2 separate regions of the Mus musculus genome follow, and region 1 is linked to region 2. Evidence: chromatin loops called from intact Hi-C (ENCODE). Cell type or tissue: heart. All regions are shown on one strand.

Region 1 (8,000 bases), 53 kb before region 2:
ATTGGCTATATATCATATACCCAATTACACTCACTGAGGTAAACGTAACTTATACTGTTCCACCAGGTACCCAAATATTTCTTCAGCAGAAGATGACCTTGGTGACAAGTAGCCACGGGCAAAAATATCTGATTCTTGTTTAGTTGATTTGTGATGTATAAATATATGCAGGAGTTTAAGAGGCCATAGTGTACAATTTTCTCTTAAATAAGCTATTAAAAAGAATGAATTTATGAAATTCCTAGGCAAATGAATGGACCTGGAGGGCATCATCCTGAGCGAGGTAACCCAATCACAAAGGAATTCACACAATTCGTATTCACTGATAAGTGGATACTAGCCCAAAACTTAGTATACCCAAGATATAAGATACAATTTGCCAAATGCATGAAACTCTAGAAGAATGAAGACCAAAGTGTGGACACTGTGCCCCTTTCTTAGAATTGAGAACAAAACACCCATGGAAGGAGTTACAGAGACAAAGTTTGGAGCTGAGACAAACGGATGGACCATCTAGAGACTGCCTTATCTAGGGATCCACCCCATAATCAGCTTCCAAACGCTTACATCACTGCATACACTAGCAAGATTTTGCTGAAAGGACCCAGATATAGCTGTCTCTTGTGAGACTAGGCAGGGGCCTAGCAAACACATAAGTGGATGCTCACAGTCAGCTATTGGATGGATTACAGGGCCCCCAATGGAGGAGCTAGAGAAAGTATCCAAGGAGCCAAAGAGATCTGCAACCCTGTAGGTGCAACAACATTATGAACTAACCAGTACCCTGGAGCTCTTGACTCTAGCTACATATGTATCAAAAGATGGCCTAGTCGGCCATCACTGGAAAGAGAGGCCCATCGGACACACAAACTTTATATGCCCCAGTACAGGGGAACGCCAGGACCAAAAAAATGAGAATGGGTGGGTAGGGAAGTGGGGGGGGAGGGTATGGGGGACTTTTGGGATAGCATTGGAAATGTCATTGAGGAAAATACGTAATAAATTTAAAAAAAAGAAAGGAAATAAGCTTGACAATTATGGCAAATGCATTTCTGTGACTGCACTTCATGCGTTGTTTAGTAAGCTAAACCATTTGATTAATTATTAGAACTACCTCAGAAATTCTATCAAGTTATAGGGAGAAAAACTTCAATGTCTTGAATTTTAACTTGCAGGGAATAGTAATACAACATTATTAAGTCTTTGCTTGACACTGATTTATTCCTGTGGTGGACAGGTAGAACCACTAGGAAGAGCAGGGAAAAAAACAAATGACCAGTGGCTCAAGTTCATTCTCTGTCTCTCCTTCTCTGTCTCCGTTTCCATCTCTGTCCTCTTCTCTCTTCCCCCCTTTTACCCACCTCTTTCCAAAGAGAGACAATATTCTTCCTCTATTTCTTCATCCTCATCATCAAACTTCGAGATGATCCTTTACATTGAAGTAAAAGCACACCATCAATACATGAGCTTCATAAGTATTTCCTATGAATAGGGTAGGAGCCTGTGCGAGTTTGCTCTCCTTGGTTCCTTTGCTTTGTATAACTCTACCATTTGGCCCTTTCTACCATTTGGCACATCTCTGAGATGTGTGCATAAAATTGAAAATAATAATAATTTTCAAAAACATTGAACATAATTGTTCCAGGTTCAGCTCAAAACCTGACACCTCCATAAGGTCTTTTATGATAACACTTTTATGAATTTTCTCCCCTTTAACTTAGCAGATACGCAGAATATTGATGTGTTTTTAAAGGCAGTGAATAGAACAGACAAGCAAGTCTATATGCACATTTCTGATGCTAGGCAAATACTGTATGCTAGGCCTCTATTAGTTAACTTTGAGAAAGTATGCACCGACTAACATGTTGTGTGGGTTTGAATACCATCTCTGTTCTGTACTAGCTGTACATGGTGGTTTGAATAAAATCTGCCCTGTAAGTCTTGGGCATCTGAAAAAAAACAAAAAAACTCCTCCAATATCAATACTTAGCCTTGATGTCCACACACAAACTGTAGTAAGGGATTCCTTAAAACCTTGCACAGACAGGTTCAGTATTTTGGGAAGTGGGAGGGATAACAGAGGTCTTTGCCTTCCCTCCCTGGTCCTTTCGCATACATGTGCGAGCGATATGCTCCCTTCCTCAGTGCTCTTTATTGTGCAGAGAACGATGTCAACATCAATCAACAGTGCTCACTCTCCTCTGAACTTCAGCAAGCAGCGTGCTCTTGGCATGAGGCACTGAATTGCTTCCAGTTGTAAAGTTAGAATCTTCAAGATACATCTTTTATTTCCAAAAATGTGTTGAAGTGTAGGACTACTGAGACAATGAAATCAGTTTTCCCTAGAACAATGACATTTTCTTTAATCTAGTACTCAAACACGCTTCTCAGATATTTTCCATCAGAGCTCAGGACTGCTTTGCAGAGCCATGTGGTTCGTCTTAGAGGATGCTCCCCTGCACTCGTTTCCTCCTTGCTGACCAGACTGATGGAAATGCTTTGCTTCCTCCATGTTTCCTTTTGTTTCTTTTCCTTTCCACTTCAGCAACCTCAAGAGTATCTGTCTATCCAGTTACCCCATTTCCCAGATGTGTGTTGATAAACACAGGCTGCCTCTGTTTGTATGGAAAAAGATTATATACTTCCATTGCAAAATATAATCAAAAAACTTGTCAAAGTCAATGTAAAATAGCTCCTAACATTTAGTGAAAGGATGTGATGATAAATCCTGTGAGCAGCCACAGTGTTGAGTTGGATTGTGTTACGCTGTGTTTGTGGGAACTCGTATCGTGCAAACCACTTCACCACTATCCTAATGGCCAAGTATGTAAATGGGCTTTGAGGTTCTACGGATGACCACCCAACTCTGCTAACAGCACAGCAGTATTGCAAAGGTTTCTAAGACCAGTCTCCAAGTAAATAAAGGCAGCATAAAAGTTCCTATATCTGGACTGAGGACGCACAGGAGGAAGGATGGGAGAGAGCTGCCAAATGCTGTTAACTTCCACACTATCGCTTCTGCATGTGGTACAGCTGTCACGAGCTGGGCTTCTGGAAGCAGATGTTAGAATGTACTTTGAGGTGCACAATGTTATTACAAATTCCATGGACAGGAAGATAAAGTTTCCGCCTCTGGCAGGCAGAGGAATAAAACCCCGTAAACTGTAATTCGGACCCATCAAAGCCTCTTCCTTCACAGGGCTCATGTTGGACTAATGAGTTTGGCCTTCCTATCCCCTTTTGCCAAGCTGCAGATGCAGGCTGCCACTGTTCCTTCTATTCCACATTCCTTCAGGCTCTCAGCAGCTGAGGCAGACCTGAAAGGACTGGCAATAGAGACTGTAGTCCCTAACTGGGCTTGTCCCTCCTGGAAGGAGAGTCTGACTGGGTATCTCTTAATGATGGGAAACTTCTTTCCCACATACCAGCTAAGGATAAAATAAAGTTAATTATTCTATGTGGCTCTGGGGATCACCACTGTCTCTTCTTCAAATACACGCAGATTCTGAAGCTACTCGGTAGTGTTGCTCTGAGACCTGACAATCTGGTGGCCATCATTGCATTGTCCCCCTGACTCACTTTTTATAAAGTTTATTATATATGTTCTCATTTCTTCGTTCTTTCTCTAAGTAAATCATGTATTCTTTTTCCTCCTTCCTACTTTTAGAGGTTTTCTGATGAATCCAGAACTGGGAGATTTCCTGACAGGTCAATCTTGCTATTTGCTACACACAAGACCTAAGGATCATGACTATTTACCCAAGAGTTTACATCTACTTATTGTCTAAATACTACTAGAAGGCTTCATGGTTGATTCTTAATCCCTGGTTATCACAACTAATTTCTGCCAGAGTCTAAAACAGTTTCTTTACTCTGAAACCTTACATTGGAAATGTAATCAAATCACCTTCAGTTAATATTCTCTTCCATCAATTCCTTATCTGTGCACAGACACTGTAAACCCAACAGCTCAGCTTCATATCACACAAGGTGCTCTTCTAGAGCAAATATACCTAGATATATATAGCAAATATACCTAGATATATAGAGACAACATGTGGGCAAAAAAAAAAATGTTCCATGTGTCTAATTCAGTAGTTAAAAGCATTTTAAAATCAATTTCCTCAATCTACTATGAGCATAGCCAAATATGCTGAAGTGTGTTATGCCATACTTTCGCTCATCTTGACTATTACTGTAGATTACCAGAGCTAAGTGAATTGGGTGAGCCTAACAGTGAGTGAATTAACTGTGTTGGCTCCTTGCCAAACTAATTCTCTGGAATACACAGCTCCATGTGTGGCAGGAAAATTAGTTCTGTGACAGTGCAGAGTATACTAAAGATAAATGATGAAATATAAAGGCCTAGAAATGCCACACTAGGTGTTAGTGGTGAGTAGATGGGTGTCAGTGGCACAGCATGAATTTAGCATGTGCAAAGCTTTGGGGACAATTTCTAGCATCAAGGGGAAAGAAGGAAGGAAGGAAGGAAGGAAGGAAGGAAGGAAGGAAGGAAGGAAGGAAGAGAAAGTCAAGAAACGTCCCTCAGAAATGAGCTCTAGGTCAAAGCTACAAGTTTTTGATTCAAAGATACATGTACTTAACAAAAATATAATCTTCCGAAAAGAAATATATTATTACTTTATACAGGAGCTATTTATCAAACCCTGGGGGATTCTGCATTTTTTTAATTCTAAAGAGCACTGTCCTGGTTTACTTTTATGTGGGTGTGACAAACACCATGACCAAAAGCAACTTGGGGAGGGAGACATTTATTTGTCTTACAGGTCCTGACCACAGTTCACATCACTGGACGTCACAGCAGGAATTCAAGCAGAAGCAGAAAACACAGAGGGAAGCTGCTCACTAGAATCTGATGTGTCTGACTCATGTTCTTCTACCTTTCTTACACTCCCTAGGACCACGTGCCCAACGGTGGCGCTGCCTAGAGTAAGTTGGGAATTCCTATATCCACTCATTGGTCAAGAAAATACTCCCCAAAGACTTGCCTATATGCAATCTGATGAAGCAGTTTCTTAGTTGAGGGTCCCTCTTTCCAGATGGCTCTAGCTTGTGTCAAGTTGAGAAAAATACTTAGTAGCACAGGCGGCTGCTCGCATTTAATGGGCAGAGTCCAGTGATGCTACCAAACTATTCATGGCAAAGACCAGTCTGTCCTCAAGTGTCAGTAGTGTTGAGGTCTAGGTACCCTACTTCAGATCTGAATGACCACACCTTTGTTCATTGAAGATAGCTTCTTCATGAAGGGTTTGTTTTTTAGCAGAGACTCAGAATCATCTTGATACAAGGATACATACATACAAGATTCCTAACAAATTATAACAGAAGAGAATTACCATTTAAAGATTGTTTATCTGGAATGATATCAGAAAAGAGTGCTTTTCCTGGTCTTCCTTCTTATAATAATAATAATACTTGTAATACTACATATAATAACATACTCAAACATGTCAACAGTATGATGGCAAAAATGATGGGAATGAAAAAAAAGAAAAGGAAGGACATGTCAGCTAGGTCTATCTGCAGGAGCTAGTCTAGTCAATCCACTGTCTCATCAAATACTGTTAGACCCTTACCCATATTGTGTTTGAAGTTCTCGAAGCATCTTAAGAGAAAAGAGGCAAGTCGGAACACAATGAAACAGCAGTTCCATTGCTTTGATCGAAAGCAAAATGAAGCCTGGAACTAAATTTCGATTTCCACAAGATCCACCCAAACCATAGATATTCCTTCTGATCTTATGATTTCTCCTTCCAGGTAAGACACACGAGAATCAGGCAGTATTTTGACAGTGAAGGCCATGAATCTTAGAAATTAAGAGCATGTCTTTGACAGTACCAATGCAGAACAAGCAAGAAATATTGGAAGTTGTTTTTTAATAAGTTGGCAAATGATCATTTTTATGTAAATAATTCAATAGGAGTCACACAGTAAAAAAGTTTTATTTTTTTTTAAAAAAATCTATTGACTATCTTAATACAGCCCAATAAAAGAACATAAATAAGACCCATGTTCAAATCTGTGCCATGAATAATTTCATCTTTCCTGACTGAGGGGGAACTCTGCAATGCAGCCTTCTGGAGATAATTTTGACATGTCCACATTTTGGACCTGCTAGTGAATAGGGTGCTGTCCTCTCTGTATAGCACTGGGCTACTGAAAAAACAACAACAAAAAGGTGAAGAAAAGTGAGGAAGACAGAGCGAAAAAAAGAAATGCTGGGTCACTGCAAGCCTTGGGTGCGTGGTCAAAGGGATGCAAGCACAAGAAGATGATGCTGAAAGGGGGAATGAGGGTCCACTGGCTAATTGTGGACTGTTTGTAAGAAGGGGCATCCCAAATGGCATGAATTCAAGCTTGTCATGTGTTACAAGAAGCCAGAGATGGAGGAAGTTAACACCTTTGTAACAATCCACTTATATGGAAACTAACTCATGTCTCCATAAGGGTATTAATAATTTTGGTAAACAGCTGTCCCATCATCCAGTAAGTTCCCACCAGTTCTTCTTCCTAAGAAGGCCCATTACCTCTTACTAGGTCATACTGAAGTCCCCACAAGCAGCAATGAACTACTGGAGATGACCCATGTCCAAGCCAAATATTAGATGCAAAAAAAAAAAAAAAAAGGTTCTTTGCTCTAATGTTATCTCCATTATTTCCTTTGGGAACATGAAATCTATTCCCCTCTTGTGATCTTAAAAGGAATCAGAGATGGTAGGGATCCCTGGTTTATTTTTATTTGCTATTTAAATTGTGTGCTTGTCAAAATAAAATTGATCCTGTCTGTTGAATAGTCTTTTGTTTTGGGGTTTTCTTCTCTCTTTTAATCATCTAGACCGTGAAATACGGAAGTCTGAGCACTGCTGATTTACACGTTGAGGTCAAGCTGAAGACTGACATCAGCTCTGGGAAATGGACAAAGTAGCATTCAGTGTCTGTCGCTGAGCCCCGGCCTCTGTGCTTAGCCAAGGACGAACTAGAGCTGCTCCTCCTCCTTGGGTTTACAGAGTAAGCACAAATTTGCGTCTTTGTAACCTACTTCTGGGAGCTTTGTGTTTAATTTTTGCAGGCCATGGCTTTGACTACATTCATTAATGTCTCATCTCCAAAAGTGGCCCATGTGACTTATCACAAACAAATATCTAACACATGTAGAATTAGTAAACTAAATATAAAAACAGATCACAATAAAGCCTCCCATGATGCAAGGTCTGAACTACTTTAACTAGCAGCTTGTATTCTATCAAGACAGATTTTAAAATAATTTGTCTGGGATTGGGATCTAATTGATAAAGAAAAGAAAAGAAAAGAAAAGAAGAGAAAGGAAAGGAAAGGAAAGGAAAGGAAAGGAAAGGAAAGGAAAGGAAAGGAAAGGAAAGGAAAGGAAAGGAAAGGGAAAGAAAAGAAAAGCCCTGGTTACTATTACTATTTCCCTCTCCTAATATGTATAAAACCCTTGCAAATGATTTTCTCAAGAGACACCCTCTCCTGCCTGTCTTATTAAGTGGCTCCATTTCTTCAGCCCAGCATCACCACTCATAGCATGCACTCTCTTGTCTGCCATTGCCATGCGTATTTTGTCACAGAAACCATAAACACATCAATCATTATCCAGATGTTTACAGGACTTTCCACGGCTGCTTCGGTAGCATTCGATATCACTTTGCCAGCATTTGAAACCATCCTTGATCTAACGTGAGGTTTCACACAAATATTTGTACATATGAAAGAAGAGACGGCAGTTTCCAAATAATTAGTGGACGGGTAATGTGTATCTTAGCTCAGGTTGCTAAGGCAAATGACCATATTCTGGCTGGCTTAGACAATAGAAACTTATTTTTTACTGTTCTTGAGTGGATAGATGTGGCATGAGTGAGTGCTGGCTCCCTGGTGTGCAAATGGCCAGCTCCTTGTTATACCAGAACAGCTTCAAAAGAAAAGTCACTTATTCCTAATCTTTAAAAGGTGGGGAGGGATTT
Region 2 (8,000 bases):
CTGAGTGTAAGAGTTGGAGAGTCTCTGAGTGGGGCAGAGAAAAACAATTGGCAACTATATAAACATAGAATCAAGATTTTATGCTTAATTGTACTAATATTTAGTGGGATAATAACATGTACCCAAACAATATCAGAAATATAAAGTACATAGCATATTCTAATGTCTTAAGAACTTGGCTTGATAAACTATGGACTATGAGACTGTTTAAGCATTTATATGTAACATTTGATATTCATCACATAGTCACTTAGAGTTAGAACTGATTGTAATAGGCAAGTGAACATGATTGTATAAGGTAGAGTTCTGAAACACATGGACTTAAAAAACCAAATGCAGAAGTGCATGCCTGGCCTGCCTAGAGCAAGCTATGTGACCTTGGTCACATTGACTCCACCTCCTCAAGTATCATTTCCATCAACTCTAGCAAGTGAATAAAGATATCACCTAGTTGTTTAAGCTGCATCAGTTAGGTGGCAAGCTTGCTCTAGTACCTAGGAATATAATGAGAACCCCTGAGTGTCAGCACTTAAGTCTATGAACCAGTCACCCCTGTGTTACTAACCTTTCTAACATCAAGTCCTTCTCAATGTGGAACACTTCATCTTAAAATTTAGAAAATGTTTATACAACTTTATCATTTCACTGAAAATCCTTAGTCTATGGATTTTTAAAACCAAAACACACACATAGTCCAATGAAGTGGATATTTAAGTGGATATTTCATGAAGACACAAAATACTATAAACTGTGACTATTTGAATCAGGAAAAGAAAGTACTTCTGAACTACAGTATTTTCTTAATGCAGTGCTGGTGAGACTTAAGTGTGTAGTGCCTATTTAATGCACTCATCAAACACAACCGTTGGTGGTGTTCACCTCGCCTTTTCCTCTGTAAAAAAAAGAAATCTTTCGAATTTCCCATTTTCTTGGGATGCTGGCACAGGAAGCAACTCACAGGCCCTCTACCCTAAAAAGAGGAACTCAGCTGATACAGTGGAGTAGTCTAGGATCTGTCTGTCATACACAGGGCTCTTCAAATGGCTCCAGTCGTGTTGCATTACATCATTGAGAAATGAGGATTTGGACACATAGACCAAAAGAAGAGAAACTGGAATTTAAATCTTCCGTTTCCTCTCTAGAAAGGGAGTTGAAATTTACATTTTCTCCAGTCCATATCTCCGTGCAGCCCTCGGTATCCTTTGCCATAGCAAACAAGTTGGTTTGCTAAAGCTGCTACCACCAGTACTTTTGGTTGTTTGTAGGACAGTTAAGAAATCTGCTTATAGCCATCCATTGGACTGAGCACAGGGTCCCCAAAGAAGGAGCTAGAGAAAGGACCCAAGGAGATGAAGGGGTTTGCGGCCCCATAGGAAGAAAAGCAATATGAACTAACCATTACCCCCACAGTTCTCAGGGACTAAACCACTAGCCAAAGAATACACATGGTGGGACTCATGGCTCCAGCTGCATATGTAGCAGAGCATGGCCTATTCAGTCATCAATGAGAGGAGAGGCCCTTAGTCCTGTGAAGGCTCTATGCCCCAGTGTAGGGGAACACCAGGGCCAGGAAGCAGGAGTGGGTGGGCTGGTGAGCAAGGGGAGGGGGGAAGGGATAGGGAGTTTTAAGAGGGGAAACTAGGAAATGGGATAACATTTGAAATGTAAATAAAGAAAATATCTAATAAAAATCAATAAATAATAAAAAGATTAAAATAAAATTCTATATTGCCTAGTGTTTTCAGTTTCTGTATTTTTTTTTCTTTTCTTGTTTTTTTCCCTCCTTTCCCCAACTTCCCTCTTCTTTAGATCAGCTGTTCTCAACCTCTGGTTCACAATCTCTTTGGGGGTTGAAAAGCTCTTTCACTTGGGACCTCCTAAAATCATTGGAGAACACAGATAATCACATTAAGATTCACAGCAGTACTGAAATTGTGGTTAAGAAGGAGCAAAAACTGAAATGACCTTGTGGTTGGGGATCACCACAACCTGAGGAAGGATATAAAGGCCCAGCTTTAGGAAAGTTCAGAGCCACTGCTTTAGATAGCAGCTCGCCCTGGAGTCCAGGCAGATCTAAAATGCATACGGCCATCCAGTCACTGTGGCGTTTACTCTGGCTTCGAGATTGTAATTCTGCCTCAGCCTCCAGAGGACTGGGCTTATAAACATGTAGCATCGTCACACTCAGATCAACATTCAGTTGTAAATATTCATCATAAAAATGATCTAAACAAAAAACAGATACAGTATTTAAAAAAAAATACGATTCAGGACTACAAAATAATCAAGTGTCCTTAGGGTCGAATTATGTTTTAAAATATGAAATAAAAATAGCCATTAACAACTAGGACATGAAGTTTCCGTGTGTCTGTCATGGAAGGCATCAGAGAAGGCAGGTCTACGCTGAAACTCTTACTTGAAAAGCCAGGGATCAGGTCCTTGTCAGAGATGTGACCTCTTGAAGACAAAACAAGACCCTTGGGTGTGAGGCTTGCAGGGTAGGCTATTTCCCTGGTGAAGTTACTGTTTATATCCTGACAGAGACCTAGGAAAGGGCAATCCCCTCCCCGGGGTCTAGTCCCTGTTTGGGGTTCACATCACTGACCACTTCCATCTCCCATCCTTCATTCATCTACCTTCCTGGAACCCTTTTCATTCCTAGCAACACCTAATAAAATGCTTTGCAAAAGAGTACTACAATCAGTGCTGTTGCCAGCTCCTCAGGACACCTGCATGTGCTCATGTCTAGGCTGTTCCAAGTTTTTTTTAGAGAAAAGTTTTCTATCAGTAGCAGGTTCTCCTTTGTATTTTATTGTTTTCAGATTTGTCGACAGAGAAAAGCTTGTGATCTCAGCTCTCAAGAGGCGCATTTGTCAGCCAGGTTCTGAGCTCTCAAACATCCTTGCTAATTGCTTTACCATATTCAAAAAATCTGACCTAAGTTCACATGACTGTGATTGCCAGCAATTTTTTTTTTTAATTAGCCCTGTTTGTGTCAACACAGGGTTGTGACATGAACAGTTTGATTTCTTCCACTGTTTTTACTTTCTGGGTCTGTCTCTTCAACATTATTATAAATGCCAAAGATTGCTGGAGATATAGGCATACCATAAATTTATAATATTAGGGACACAGTAAGCCTTCTGTGGATACTTTCATAGATCCAATTACTGTCTAATATTTTAGTCCTACCTACCAGCTCCTCTTACTGGCTGCTACTTTTCATTATAGGATTCAATCTATACTTACGTTAGAAAGTCTTTGAAATACTTCAAATATATTTTTCTTGGACAAAGTTATCACTTTACTGGTAGATTTCAAAGTGGACTAAAGAGACATGGAAAAGCTCTTAATCCAGACCTGCATCTCCTGGAGTATTAACACCATCACTAGAAAATCCCCAGGCAATGACGAATAACAAGAAAGGCATTTCCTGGCAAAGAATGGTGGGCAGAGGAGAGCTAGCTCTTGACACAAAGCCACCAGCCCTCCAGCCAGCTGGTGACTGTGTAAACCGGACATGCCAGGTTTCCCACTGGGGTTACTGTGTATTTATTTATAAACTGTTAGTATAGGAACAAGAGAAAGAAAAAAAAACAGTAATATTTAGGTACAGTATAGCACTTAAGCCATTATATTACTGTAGTGAGTGCACATTCAAGATTGTTCTTTTGTTATATAGTGACTATGTATATGCATATACATTCGACATATAGACTGCTGGATACTATATAAAGTTTGTTTGGGAGCATATATGAGGTAGTGAAAGAAAAATGACAACAGGCATGGTGATAATAGGTTGTACTTAGGAGCATTAACAAGGTGGTCAGTTCTATAAGAATTTTTCCTATACTAATTAATTTAATCCTCATGGAAGATTTTCAGGGTAGGTACTATGATAAAGATACTCTTTAAGAAAGAAACTGAGGCAGAGAGGAAAGTAATTTTTCTTGAGTCCATAGTCATAGGATTTGAGGCATGTGGCACCTGAGTATGTTAATAGCTATACTGCTTCATTAAAACTCCAACTAAAGCAAAAGAAAACAGAAACATTGAATCCATTGCTGAGAACCTTCCAGAGATGTTAGTCAAACCAAGTTTTTCCCATGGTAACTCAGCCAGGCTTTTACAGCAACACAGAAAGAATTAACAGAGCAGCCAACACGTGACAAAAAAACACTTTAAAATTCGTAAACCAAATAAATGGTGAGCTTATAGCCAGAATCTATGAAAATTATGTCACTTTGTTTCATTCCACTATAATAATATTATTGAAAACCAGAGTTAGACTTTTTAAAATATGAATAAAGGAACGAGACTTAGTAGAACATGAAGAAAGGTTTTCTTTCCATGTTTTCTTACTGTCTAAAAATAGCATTGGCTTCTAAAAATCGCCTAATCTACTAATTGTCAATTTGTTCAAGTTAACAAATTTCTATTATTCAAATGAAAGCAACCCTAGAGAGTCAAGGTGGCTCCTTCCCTGAAGTACAAATTATTACAAATAATAATACTAAAACTCGCATGAAGTCAAAGCAATGTGAACCCAAAGAAGAAATTTGAAGGTGGTTCTAGAGTTCACATTACATTACACAGTTATAAAAATGAAGACAACATGTACTAATACAAAGCTGAATATATGGACTTTTGAAACAGAATAGAGAGCCCAGAATAAACCTATACCGTTCTCAACTGATACAGGATTACCAGGATAATTAAAGGGAAATCTTTTCAATAATGCTGGGAGAACTGGATTGATACATATAAAAACGAAATTGGAGGCCTCTCTCAATACGATTCAGGACTACAAAAAAATCAAAGTGTACTTAGGGTTGAATTATGAAGTTTCTGTGTGTCTGTCATGGATGGCATCATAGAAGGCAGGTCTACACTGAAACTCTTTCTTGAAAAGCCAGGGATCAGGTCCTTGTTGGAGATATTCCTAAGAAGTTGAACCTAATGTTCCTAAGAAGTTGATCCTTAGGAGTTGAACCTAATAAAGTTCAACTCTAAATGAACTACAGATGTAACCCTTTAAACTAAAAGAATAAAACAGCTAGAAGAAAACATAGTGAGAAACCTCACGGTGTTGGCCTTCACTGTGATTTTCTGCTGTACACTGAACACAACGCAGAAGCACAGTAAACAAAAGCAGTAAAGTGTTTGTTTTGCAAACTCAAAGATCTCAGTTTGGTTTCCACAAAGTACACAAATAAACCAGGGATGGTAATGGGTGCTTGTAATCCCAGCACTAAGAAACAGAGACAGATTAGATCCTTCGGGCTCTCTGGGCAGCCATTATAGACTTCATGTTGAGTTCCAGGCCACACACTCCCCAAACATACACAAGCAAAACTGAGTGATACTTAATATTCAATGTATTAACATGTAGAGTATTTAGACTCATGTGACTGTGATGGACACCATTCACCATCTATCAGGTCCATAGTGGCTGAGTGAGGAAAGGTTAAGAATCAAGTACTAAGAACCCTGTAGCCTAGACATAAATGTCAAGGGGCTGGTTCTCTTTATGCATCACTGAACTGAGAGTTCCAAATGTATGTGGGTTTGAGTTTTGTAACCCATGTGTTTAAAAATAGCATCTGGTGCCATAGCTGAGGACTGTCCCCAATCACGTAAGAAGATAGGGATGGTGTATAACATAGTAAAATGAACCTCATGTGCAGAGAAACAGCATTGCAATTAGAAACTACTTTCCTATTGATAAGCCCAAGTTATTACTTACTATTTACTATGTTCCATCTGGGATGCTCTCAACTCCAACTGGGCAGCCCTCTGGGCCAAACTCTCTTGGCCCTAAGCCCAGGTGGCTCTCCTCCCTTCTGTCGGTTCTTCTTCCATGGCAGCTTCTTCCTACTCTTTCCCTCTTCCTGGTCCTCTCTCCCCAGCCTGAGAAACCTCAACATCTCTTATGTCTCTTTTGCCCAGCTATTGGCTGTTGGCATCCTTATTTACCAATCACAATTAACTTGGGAGAGGGTCATTTAGTGTCCTGGGAGCCCCAAATGACCATTAGAATACGAGCAACATTAGGCCAACCCTCTACACAGTAACACTTTCTTTAGGTGCAGAACTCAGCTGCCAACTACTTTGGACCTTGAAAACGCTGAGCTGAGAATCCTTTATGGTCTGTAGCAAGTGACAGATGGCAGAAGGCAGAAACTGTGGAGGGGTCTGGAAAGAGCATGACTCTATGCTTTGGCTATGCTCCAATGATGCCAGGTCAAGTGCCAGAGGACCTTTCCAACCTATCCCAGGGTTTGGCATCTGTGGCAGTGATGATATATTGTATATATTCAGAAGCCATGATATGTGCATGTGCAAAGCTGATATTATCTTTTCAATCTTTGTTTATAGGCTCCCACCTCCTTTCTAACTCTGACTTGAGGATTTCCAGTGGCATGGTCTCAAAATAGCAACCATGACTCAGACTCAAGCATGCATAGCTCAACAACTCATGCTTCACGCTAGCAACCCTTGGCAAACTGAATTACTCCAGATCTGGACAGTTAGGTTGGTACAACAGAAAGCTAAATGATAATAATAACTAGTATTGGCAAGGAAAGGAAATTGGACCCTTCTATAGCACTATGGGTGCCGGACTGTGTGTCTGACTCACTGCTGGCTTACCTAGAGTGCTGCCAGCATACTGCTCAGGGAAGGCAGTACAGAGTTCAAAATGGGGGTCCTCTGTGTTTTCTAGGAGTGGGAAACAGTAGATTCTGGGATGGTTCTTGTGGAATCAGTCTTCTATGTCCGCAGGAACCCCTGGCATACTGCTGGGAACCGCTGATTCTTGTGGAATCAATCTTCTATGTCCGCAGGAACCCCTGGCGTACCGCTGGGAGTTGGGATCAGGGGCCCCCAGTCCGTGCTTCTTCCCCTCAGGGCAATCATGCATGAGGAAGAGAGGTGAGGGCAGAGCCAGGGACAAGGGTGGAAACCTTGTTGGTTTGGTTACAAGTGAATGCCAAAAGTGCTGAGGGGTTGGGAGAGAAAAAGCCTTTTCAGGTAGACTTAGGCGTGGCTCTTTACGATGAAGGCCTCCCTGTGGCAATCCTTGATGAAGAGATGGTCCTCGACTGTTTAAGTTGCCTTATTTGATGGTGGCTGTGAAGGCAGCATACAGCTCACTCAGGGTGAGCCAAGGATTAAATACCATGCCCAAAGCTCATTGGCTAAATACTCAGGATCTATCTAGATACCTCATTAGCATGAAGGAGAATGCCATGATCCTCTCAGCGGGGTGTTGTGGTCCACATTCCAGAGCAGGTAGAGGCAGGCAGGGAGTTGGCCTCATTCCTACTACTCTCAATTCTGAGAGTCACAGAGCTTGGGCTCACTCAACCTTACCAGTTCTTTTGTCGGATGGCATGGTCCCCTTGCCCCACAATTCTTCCTTTTTGTCTTTATAAAGGAGAAGTATCATTCGAGTAACTGTCTTCTATCTTACCTGCAGTTAAAATTTTGGAGGGGGCAGGGCATAAGCATCAAAATAAAACACAGTGAAATCCAGAGGGCGTAGTGAGGACAGGGGTCAGGAAGATAAGGAATTATTGAACCACCTTAATTGTTCAGCGGATTGAAATCTCAAAAGCAAGTCCGTACAGAGTACTTTTGAGCATATAAATATTGATATGCATGTCTCCTCAAGTTTAGCAGTCACTAGGCCCTATTAGCATAAAATGATTAGCAGATGATTCATATTAGTATATTATTATTATTATCATAAAATATCATCTATGTGTGCTTGTGTGTGTTTGTGTGTTCATATGGAATTCTATATTCACTGTTGAGACATGCTACTACTTAAGGTTAATGTCTACCATATCCAGAGAGCTCCTCTGAGCTCGGTGAAAAATGAAGGACTCCCCTTCTCCAGCAGGACTTCAACTTCTCTGACTTTGTCTGGGGAGTCTGTCCCTCAATCTTCTACCTAAGGAAGGTCACATAGTCCTTGTCAAACCAACAAGTTCAAC

What was found. Hi-C counts contacts between places; a loop is a spot of excess contacts. Peaks named below come from ENCODE experiments on the same cell type or tissue, not always from the same donor. Only the 100,000 strongest peaks of a DNase experiment are listed, where the experiment ranks them.
Region 1: a loop joins it to region 2, with 2.4 times the contacts of the local background. A loop is called at or near these places in 4 of 42 quality-filtered maps.

Annotation. Positions count from the first base shown.
Region 1 is chr1:137,639,971-137,647,970 of GRCm38, reverse strand. No RefSeq gene overlaps it. Among named protein-coding and RNA genes, the nearest start is that of Gm34306, 120 kb to the left of the region's middle. In heart, no CTCF peak of the experiment used is centred here; a DNase peak (open chromatin) is centred at 3,050.
Region 2 is chr1:137,586,936-137,594,935 of GRCm38, reverse strand. No RefSeq gene overlaps it. Among named protein-coding and RNA genes, the nearest start is that of Gm34306, 180 kb to the left of the region's middle. In heart, no CTCF peak of the experiment used is centred here; a DNase peak (open chromatin) is centred at 3,465.